2 separate regions of the Homo sapiens genome follow, and region 1 is linked to region 2. Evidence: read pairs that join two places in POLR2A ChIA-PET (ENCODE). Cell type or tissue: GM12878. All regions are shown on one strand. Links, peaks and the distances in the headings refer to the core of each region. The heading gives the core; the rest is flanking DNA.

Region 1 (5,373 bases), core at 312-5,311, 87 kb before region 2:
TTTTCCATGATTTCCTTGAGGAGATATAAAACTCATTCTTTAGGGAGAGTTCCTCAAAATTCAACCATTAGAAACCATATCCTATAACTGTGTACTAGCAACACATGGCATCTTTTTTTCTTCTTTTCCCAAATCCCCTAATTGCCAAGAGAGCAATCTTAAAGTAGATGAAAACCTAAAGGTCTCTACGCAACATCTGAGGAACATACGCTCCTCAGATAAAAGAATCAATCTAAATCCTCAACTGACAAAAAGGTCCATTTAATATTTTTCATTTTACAAGTTAAAAGTTCTAGTTTTGCCACCAGAATCACGACTACCCCCCCTTCAGAGGACTCCATTTAAGCTCAAAATACGAAATGAGCATAGGGTGAAGTTGATGTGTAAATGGTATTCTACAGATTCAAGATGGCCTCTTCTAAAAACACTGAAGAAAGCTTTCACCAACTCTAATTTGATTTTGGGTTTTGTTGGCAGAAAAAGCCCAAGACATCTGAAAATTACTAGTAACCTCCGCCATCCTCCTTACTAAATGTTGTCTTCTGAATGGAGTTGAAAGGTCTTCCCCTTAGAGAGGCTTTCCGTTTTGATACCTTTTGAAAGAAAACAGCATGCGGACTCATGTTCAATTCAGTCACCAGAGCCTTTTAGAGACTATTCCAACCAGGGGCAAAAAATGAACCATTATTTCTAACCAAAAGAACATGGTTAGCAACTCTCAGCTGAATGGTTTTCTTTTTCCCCAGGGACATACCTAAGTATGCCTGAAACAACACAGGACAATCAATAACCATAGTGGTTACAATTCCAAGCCATTGTACTACATGATTATTGACCAGCTGCCTTCCTACAGATCACTGCAGACTCAGACAATGGAGGGCTCCAAAGGAACTAATATGCTGTGCTGGCAAAAATAGCAAGCACCTTCCTATCCCAGTCACCACGATAGGTTCACTTCATGTCCATTCTTGGACTAGCAGGATCAATACAGAGTAATAAGGAAAACTGTCTCAGGTTAGGACAATGAAAGTCACCCCATGCTATATGCTCCATATTTAACACTCATTCTGCCAATAACACATGTCATGGAAATAGTCCTTATAGCTGGGAACATGAAAATCCTTTGAAAAAGGTTTTTAAGTATGATGAGCAATCATTACAAGGGATGCTTTTTCCACGTAAACAAAAGCCTGGATATTTTGTTAAGCGACATTTCCACATGAAGAACACAACAAAACCAAACCCATGTTAGAGAATTTCTTCTCCCTGCTAAACACGGGGACTTACAAAAAAGGGAGGGTTGTTCTTACTCTGAATCTAGCCATTCCTTTGCCCGAAGAGTCTGGGGAGTAACGTTAACATTTGATCCCAAAAAAGTGCCGTGCAAGAGACCACTTACTGGAACACACAATTCCTGCTGCTAGTACTAGGAGAGGTCTTATCCTTACACTTCAGTTTGGTCACCAGATTAGGTAAGAAAGAAAAGTGTGGGGGGAGGGGGAGGCAGAAGGGTACGGAGTGGGGAGCGAGAAAACAGAAGAGGAGAAAGAAACAAAGGGGGAGAAAGAGACTGATTATAGGAGAGATCAAGAAATAAGAGAAGGAAGGTGACTTGCTTGCCCAACTTTGGCTCTGTGGTCCTATGAGCCAAAATGCATACTTAGTGACATGTATCTCACAGGAAAAGGGAAAAAAGGGGTAAGCTGAGAGAGGTCAAGCCATGGTGTTAATTTCTTTCCTGTACAAAGACAGTCTCTTGAGGACAAAGGCCTGCCTCTTGCAATGTAATATCATAGTCCAGATGAGATAATTTCCTTCGAGGAAAGTTGGTGAGAAGTTCAAAACGTTCATTTGGGTATCCTTTAGACTGCACGTGCTTCACCAAAGCCTATAAAAACAAGAGAAAGACAAAGCCATTAGACGGAAAAAGAGGAAAGAGCATATTAGTGAATTAAATAGAAAACATTCTCTTTTTAATCATATTAGATCAGCTATTAAATGTAAGTTCTTCTTTCATATAACCAAAGCTTGCCCTTGGGGAAGGGCCAATATAAACCTTTGGACGGGGAGATAAATCTGACCCCAATTACTTACAGCCATTAAGTGATACTGAAATACACAGTTATTATTTGGCTCCCCAATAAATATACCCAGTCACTATTCATAAAATTAAATTATTGTTCTCATTTTAAAACATTTTATCCGTTTTCCTTTCTCCCTTTTATCAAGGAAGATATGTCCTTCATTCTGCCTACACCCAATCTTGCCACCTGTGCACTGAATCTCTTCTTGCCTTCTCAGAAACTGGACCATTCCCATCTTTTGCAGGTTTCTTCAACATCTCCCTCTCTGCTTCCCATCAAACTTCAACACTGCTTGCATTTCAGTAACACAGTCTTCAAGAATCAGCCTAATTATCTCCAGCCACAGCAAACGGCCAGCAATGCCTGACGCAAGGGATTCATTCACAGGCTAAGCTAAGCTAAGCTAGTCAGACTCAAGATTCTGTTTCCAGCAGTTAAAAACAGAGGGTGTCGGGGCACGGTTGCTCACACCTGTAATCCCTGCACTTTGGGAGGCCAAGGAGGGGGACAGCTTGAGCACAGGAGTTGGAGACCAGCTGGGGCAACATGGCAAAATCCCATCTCATCAAAAAATATGGGCCAGGCATGGTGGCTCACCTGAGGTCAGAAGTTCGAGACCAGTCTGGCCAACATGGTGAAATCCCGTCTCTACTAAAAATACAAAAAAATTAGCTGGGCATGGTGGTGCGCACCTGTAATCCCAACTACTTGGGAGGCTGAGGCAGAATTGCTTGAACCTGGGAGGCTGAGGTTGCAGTGAGCCAAGATCATGCCACCCGCACTCCAGCCTGGGTAACAGAGCCAATCTTCATCTCAAAAAAAGTAAAAATAAAAATAAAAACTAGCCGGGCATGGTGGTGTGTGCCTGTAGTCCCAGCTACCGGGAAGGTCAAGGTGGGAGGAGAATGGCTTAAGCCTGGCAGGCAGAGGTTGCAGTGAGCCAAGGTCGTGCCCCACAGCACTCCAGCCTGGGCAGAGCCAGATCGTGTCTACAAGAAAAGGAAGAAAAAAACAAAAACAACACAAACCAAAAACCACAGAAAGCTCATCAGCTGTGTTAGATGAAAATGCCCGCAGCGTCACCATGATGAACCACGTGCGAGCTGAGGAATAAACAAAAGCCACCAGTATGCAGAGAATGGTGTGAAGCAGAGAATCCCAAGAGAAAACCTACAGGCCCCAGAAGAGAAACATAGAGAAAAACAGACACAGTTCTTAAACACTTTGCAGTTCCAGCTGCTGGAAAACCACTATCCTCTTCAAATAACCCCAGTCGTCCTTTTCCAGAAGTAGTCATTTCAGTTGGGTTTCTATTCCATGCAGGCATGAAACAGAAAAATCTTCACTGGAACATACCTTACGTGGCTTACCTAATTTAATCTGGGAAGGAAATAAACTAATTAGAATTAAGATTCACAACCGGGTGCTCCCACCTGTAATCCCTGCACTTTGGGAGGCTGGGGAAGGAGGATGACTTGAGCTCAGGAGTTCAAGACCAGCCTGGGTAACATAGTGAGAACCCTTCTCTACAAAAAAGAATTTTAAAAAATTAGCTGGGTGTGGTGGCACACACCTGTAGTCCCAGCTACCTGGGAGGTTGAGGTGGGAGGCTCGCTTGAGCCCAGGAGGCAGAGGTTGCAGTGAGCTGAGATTGGGCCACTGCACTCCAGCCTGAGCGACAGAGCGACCCTGTCTCAAAACAACCAACCAACCAACAACAACAAGATGACTCACCACAGTTTGCAGTTAGAGATCAGACTAAACATCTAACACCTCTTTCTTTTTTTTTTTTTTTTTAAACAGAGACAGGGTCTCGCTTTGTTGCCCAGGCTGGTCTCAAACTCCTGGACTCAAGTGATCCTCCCACCTTGGCCTCCCAAAGTGCTGGGATTACAGGAGTGAGCCACTGCACCTGGCCTCCCACACCTATTTCAAAGAATTATCAAGCAAAGCTCACTGAACTTACTCCAATGAATTAGCTTCTCTGCTTCGAGAAAATGCTTCCAACGCCCTGTTTCATTGTGCTTCAAGTTACTGAAGGTCTGCGGCAACCTTGTGTCAAGTGCCTCTATTGGCTCCATTTTTCAAACAGCATGTGCTCACTGCCTGTCTCTGTGTCACCTTTTGGTAATGCTTGCAGTTCATTATTTTATCTATTATAATGAACTGTGAGCAGTTACCTTTGATGTTACTATTCTGCTTTTGGGCACCACAAACCACGCCCACACAAGACCGCAAACTTAATAAAGAAGTATGTTCTGACTGCTCCACCTAATGGGAGTTTTCCCATCTCTCTCCCTCTATTCAGGCCTCCTTATTCCCGGAGACATGACAGTATTGAAAGTAGGCCAATTAATAACCTACCAGTGTAGGCCTCTAAGTACCCAAGTGAAAGGAAGTGTCCATCCTCAAAATCAATCAATTGCTAAAAATGATGAAGCTTAGTGAGAAAGGCACGTGGAAAGCTGAGACAGACACAAAGCTAGGCCTCTGGCACCAAACAGCCAAGCTGTGAATGCAAGGAAAAGTTCTGGAAGGAAATTAAAAGTGCTACTCCAGTGAACACACAAATGATAACAAAGCAAAACAGGCCGGGAGCAGTGGCTCACACCTGCACTTTCAGAGGCTGAGGTGGGTGGATCACCTGAGGTCAGGAGTTCGAGACCAGCCTGGCCAACATGGTGAAACCCCATCTCCACTAAAAATACAAAAGTTAGCTGGGCGTGGTGGTGGGCGCCTGTAATCCCAGCTACTCGGGAGGCTGAGGCAAGGAGAACTGCTTGAACCCGGGAGGCGGAGGTTGCAGTGAGCTGAGATCGCACCATTGTACTCTAGCCTGGGTGACAGAGCAAGACTCTGTCTCAAAAAAAAAAAAAGGAAAGAAAGCAAAACAGCCTTACTGCTGTGCTGCTGAAAAGGAGAAAGTTTTAGTGGTCTGTACAGAAAAATCAAACCAGTCACACATTCCCTTAAGCCAAAGCCTAATCCAAAACAAGGTTCTAACTCTTTTCAATCCTATGAAGGCTAAGGGAGTTAAGGAAGCTACGAAAGAAAAGCTGGAAGCTAGCAGAGGTTGGTTCATGAGGTTGAAGGAAAGAAGCCATCTCCATAACATCAAAGTGCAAGGTGAAGCAGCAAGTGCTGATGCAGAAGGTGCAGAAACTTATCTAGAAGATGTAGTGAAGACAGTTCACGAAGGTAACAACACTAAATAACAGATTTAAGTTTGACAAAACAGCCTTCTATTGGAAGAAGATGCCATCAAGGACTTTCACAGCTAGAGAGAAGT
Region 2 (5,373 bases), core at 167-5,166:
GCTGAAAAACTGTCCTGTGATTCCTTATTTTTTATTTAATTTTTATTTTTTTTTAGACGGAGTCTCGCTGTGTCGCCCAGGCTTGAGTGCAATGGCACAATCTCGGCTCACTGCAACCTCCGTCTCCCGGGTTCAAGCATGTTCTCCTGCCTCAGCCTCCCAAGTAGCTGAGATTACAGGCATGCGCCACCACTCCCGGCTAATTTTTGTATTTTTAGTACAGATGGGGTTTCTCCATGTTAATCAGGCTGGTCTTGAACTCCTGAGCTCAGGTGATCCACCCACCTCGGCCTCCCAAAGTGCTGGGATTACAGGCGTGAGCCACCATGCCTGGCCTGGCCTGTGATTCTTAAATGTCAATTTGGGGAAGATATCTGGCAACCATCACTTTAACCAAGTGATCCAACTTAACATTAATGAGTGGGACAACCTGATAATTTTGATGTGATGCGTTAGGAAATGTTCAGTATCACCTATGACATATTCTTGGCAAAACTGTACCAATCAAGCCTCTAGGCCTAATTTCCAGACTACAAAAAGTATAGGAAGATCAAGATACAAGTTAAAGGAGGCCATGAGGAAGCACTCAGGCAAATCTAGACTATGGGCATTCATAAGATAACTGTCCTGGTCTCTTCAAAAAGTGAACGTCAGCCGGGCTCGGTGGCTTACGCCTGTCCATCCAGCACTTTGGGAGGCCGAGGCAAGCGGATCACCTGAGGTCAGGAGTTCGAGACCAGCCTGACCAACACGGCGAAACACCATCACTACCAAAAATACAAAAATTAGCCTGGCATGGAGGGAGGCGCCTGTAATCCCAGCCACTGGGGAGGCTGAGGCAGGAGAATCACCTGAACCCAGGAGGCAGAGGCTGCAGTGAGCCAAGATCGTGCCACTGCACTCCAGCCTGGGCCACAGACCAAGACTCAGTCTCAAAAAAAAAAAAAATTAATTTAATTTAATTTAAAAGGCCAGGCACGGTGGCTCACACCTGTAATCCCAGCACCTTGGGAGGCCAAGGTGGGAGGATCACTGGAGGTCAGGAGTTGGAGACCAGCCTGGCCAAGAGAGGGAAACAGGGGAACTGTTATGAATGAAAAGAGAGTAAAGACATTACAGGAAGATGCAAAGCTTTGATTGAATCCTGGTCATTAAAAGCAATCTTCCTGCCTCGGCCTCCCAAAGTGCTGGAATTATGGGCATGAGCCACAGCTCAACTGAATTTCTCCCAAGGGCCAGGTGCCGTGGCTCATACTTGTAATAGCGCTTTGGGAGGCTGAGGTGGAAGGATCACTTAAACCCAGGAGTTTGAGAGCAGCAACATAACAAGACTCTATCTCTACAAAATTAATTAATTAATTAATTAAAAATTAGCTGGGCATGGTGGCACAGGCAGCTTGCTCGGAGGGCTTAGATGGGAGGACTCTAACCACCCAGCAGGTTCACCTTGCCCACTGCCTAGATAGAGCTGATTTACCAAGACAGGAAAATTTAAACAAAGAAACAGCGATTCACAGCCGGCTGCATGGGAGACCAGAGTGTTGTGTTTTATTGTGTTTTGTTTTGTTTTGTTTGAGACGGAGTCTCACTCTGTTGCCCAGGCTGGAGTGCAGGGACACAATCTCGGCTCACTGCAACCTCTGCCTCCAGAGTTCAAGCGATTATCCTGCCTCGGCTGCCCTCGTAACTGGGATAACAGTCGAGCGCCACCACGCCCAGCTAATTTTTTATATTTTTGGTAGAGACGGGGTTTCACCATATTAGCCAGGATGGTCTCGATCTCCTGACCTCAAGATCCGCCCACCTCGGCCTCCCAAAGTGCTGGGATTACAGGCGTGAGCCACCACGCCCGGCCTGGGACGGGAGATTTATTACTACTCAAATCAGTTTCCCCTAGCACTTAGAGATTTTTAGGATAATTTGGTTGGGGGTTGGGGGTTGGGGGGCAGTGAGTCAGGAGTGCTGATTGATTGGTTCGGAGATGAAGATGTAAGAAGTGGGAGCTGTCTTCTTGTGCTGAGTCAGTTCCTGGGTCGGGGCCAGAAGATCAGATGAGCCAGTTTATCCATCTGGGTGGTGCCAGCTGATCCATCAAGTGCAGAGTCTGCAAAGTATCCCAAGCGCTGATCTTAGGTTTTACAATAGTGATGTTATCTCCAGGAGAAATTCAGAGAGGGTCAGAATCTTACAGCCTCCTCGGAGGTTGCAGTGAACCAAGATCAAACTACTGCACTCCAGCCTGGGTGACACAGCAAGACTCCGTCTCAGGAAACAAAAGAAAAAGAAAATGAAAAAAAACCCACAATCTTACAGCTTCCAGCTTCATGGCTCGTAAACTGTAATTTCTATCTTTTGGCTAATTTGTTAGTCCTACAGAAGCAGTCTACTCCCCATGCAAGAAGAGGGTTTGTTTTGGGAAAGGGCTGCTATTGTTTTGGTTTCAAACTATAAACTAAGTTTCTCCCAAAGTTAGTTTGGCCCAGGAATGAACAAGGACAGCTTGGAAAAGTTTTGACAAAGGAAGGAAGGAAAAAAGGGAGGGAGAGAGGGAGGGAGGGAAGGAGGAAGGAAGGAAAGAAGGGAGCGAGGGAAGGAAGGAAGGAAGGAAGGAAGGAAGGAAGGAAGGAAGGAAGGAAGGAAGATGGAGTCGGTTAGGTCAGATCTCTTTTACTGTCTCAGTTATAGTCTTGCAATGGTAGTTTCATGATCACTTGAGCCCAGAAGGTCCAGCCTGCAGTGAGCTGTGATTGAGCCACTACACTCAGCCTGGGCTATACAGAGTGAGACCCTGTGTCACTAGCAATGATAATGATAATAATAACTTTTAAAAGTTTAAAAAGAAATAAATTTAATTTACCCTTAAACTTGAAAGCAAGGATGATAACAGTCCCTCCCTAAAACTAATCCCCTCCTTGCTCAAGGACCAAAAACTGCCTTTGTGGAACCAATAAAAGGCCACAAGATTAGGATTGTGGGAGGGGCCTGAACTCTGCTAAAATGTAAGCGTAGTTTATTTTTCTTTTCTTTCTTCTTTTTTGAGACTGAGTTTTGCTCTTGTTGCCCAGGCTGGAATGCAGTGGTGCAATCTCAACTTACCGCAACCTCCGCCTCCCGGGTTCAAGCAATTCTCCTGCCTCGGCCTCCGAAGCAGATGGGATTACAGACGCCTGCCACCATGCCCAGCTAATTTTTGTATTTTTAGTAGAGACAGAGTTTCACCGTATTGGCCAGGCTGGTCTCAAACTCCTGAACTCAGGTAATCTACCTGCCTCCACCTCCCAAAGTGCTAGGATTACAGGCGTGAGCCACCACGCCCAGCCTGTAAGTGTAGTTTCTATAATCCCTTTCTACTCAGGAATCATGTGGCCAGAAGCCACAAAACAGGTGTAGTTTCTCCATCCCCAGTTGCTTCTATAGATATTGTCACTATTGCAGAACCTACGATTACTTTTTTGAGATTTTTCTTTGGACTGACCACCTGGGCTTGGGACTCATGACTGTGGCCCCACCTAGAGGTGAACTCAGCACACATGGACTGTTTTCCACACCCCTCTCTCTTTTTTTTTTTTTTTTTTTGAGATGGAGTTTCGTTCTTGTCACCCAGGCTGGAGTGCAATGGCATGATCTCGGCTTATTGCAACCTCCGCCTCCCGGGTTCAAGCGATTCTCCTGCCTCAGCCTCCCAAGCAGCTGGGATTACAGGCATGTGCCACCACGCTCGGCTAATTTTGTATTTTTAGTAGCGACGGGTTTCACCATGTTGGCCAGGCTGGTCTCGAACTCCTGACCTCAGGTGATCCGCCCGCCTTGGCCTCCCGAAGTGCTGGGATTACAGGCGTGAGCCACCATGCCCTGCCACACCCCTATAATTTTATATCCAACCAATCAGCAGCACTCATTTTCTAGCCCCTTGCCCACCAAATTGTCCGCAAAAACCCTAACCTTCAAGCCTTGGGAGAGACTAATTTGAGTAGTAACTCCGTCTCAAATGTGGTTGGCGTCACATTAATTAAACTCTTTTTTTATGGCAATACCATGGTCTCAGTGAACTGGTTTTGTCTGTGCAGTGGGCAGGAAGAATCCATCAGGCAATCAAAATTTCTACTTTTTTTTTTTTTTTTTTTTTTTGAGACAGAGTCTCGCTCCGTCACCCAGACTGGAGTGCAATGGTGAGATCTCGGCTCACTGCAACCTCCGCCTCCCGGGGTCAAGCAAGTCTCTTGCCTCAGCCTCCTGAGTAGCTGAGATTACAGGCATGCACCACCACGCCTGGCTAATTTTTGTATTTTTAGTAGAGATGGGCTTCACCATGTTGGTCAGGCTGGTCTCAAACTCCTGACCTCAGGTGATCTGCCCTCCTCGGCCTCCCAAAGTGCTGGGATTACAGGCTGAGCCACCGCACCCAGCCCACATAATTTTGTAAAAAAAAATAATAATAATAAGCAGCTCAGAGTAAAAAAGAAAATGCCTAAGTACACACACAAAATCCAAGTACCATGTATTAGAAGCAGTATGAACAACAGATAGAGTGAACAGACTTGCAAATAGTTCAATACTGGAATTTCAGACATTGATTTATATAATAAGTATGTGGCCAGGTGAGGTGGCTCATGCCTGTAATCCCAGCACTTTGGGAGGCTGAGGCGGGAAAATCACCTGACGTCAGAAAATTGAGACCAGCCTGGCCAACATGGTGAAACCCTCGCTCTACTAAAAACACAAAAATTAGCCAGGTGTGGTGGTGCATACCTGTAATTCCAGCTACTTGGGAGGCTGAGGCAGGAGAATTGCTTGAACCCAGGAGGCAGAGGTTGCAGTGAGCCGAGATCATGCCACTGCACTCCAGCCTGGGCGACAGAGTGAGACTCCATTTCAAAAAAAATAAAATAAAATAAAATAATAAAATAAAATATGTTTATCATGGGTGAAGAAATTGTAATCCCAGCCTGAACAATATAGCAAAACCCTGTCTGTACAAACAAATAAAATAAAATCAGCTGGGTGTGGTAGCATACGTCTGTAGTCCCATCTACTTGACGGGCAGCTGGGTGTGGTAGTGTATGTCTGTAGTCCCAACTACTTGACAGGCTGAGATGGGAGGATTGCTTGAGGCCAAGAACTTGAGGCTGCAGTGAACTATGACCGCATCACCGCACTCCAGCCTGGGTGGCAGTGAGACCCTAGGAAAAGAAAAAAAAAAAGCACCACTGCGTTCCAGTCTGGGTGACAGAGCGAGATGCGAGACTCAAAAAAAAAAGTGTAAGAATTTGTTGAGGTCTAAGATGGGACATTTCTCCAGAGGGAATTTACATTTGCTCCTGCCTGGCATTGATGGGCACTACCACACCAGTAGCAACTAACTCAACTCATCAT

What was found. ChIA-PET counts read pairs that join two places held together with the same protein. Peaks named below come from ENCODE experiments on the same cell type or tissue, not always from the same donor. Only the 100,000 strongest peaks of a DNase experiment are listed, where the experiment ranks them.
Region 1: POLR2A ChIA-PET joins it to region 2 with 7 read pairs; 8 of 35 experiments call an interaction of 5 or more read pairs at or near these places.

Annotation. Positions count from the first base shown.
Region 1 is chr3:196,354,959-196,360,331 of GRCh38, forward strand. It overlaps UBXN7 (UBX domain protein 7), which reads right to left. Exons shown (of 11, transcript NM_015562.2): 11 at 1-1,888. The coding sequence ends at 1,727. Among named protein-coding and RNA genes, the nearest start is that of TM4SF19-DYNLT2B, 19 kb to the left of the region's middle. In GM12878, for the core only: no CTCF peak of the experiment used is centred there; a DNase peak (open chromatin) is centred at 3,180.
Region 2 is chr3:196,442,072-196,447,444 of GRCh38, forward strand. No RefSeq gene overlaps it. Among named protein-coding and RNA genes, the nearest start is that of UBXN7, 12 kb to the left of the region's middle. In GM12878, for the core only: a CTCF peak has its summit at 3,505 (motif pointing left); no DNase peak of the experiment used is centred there; H3K27ac peaks cover 1,270 bases.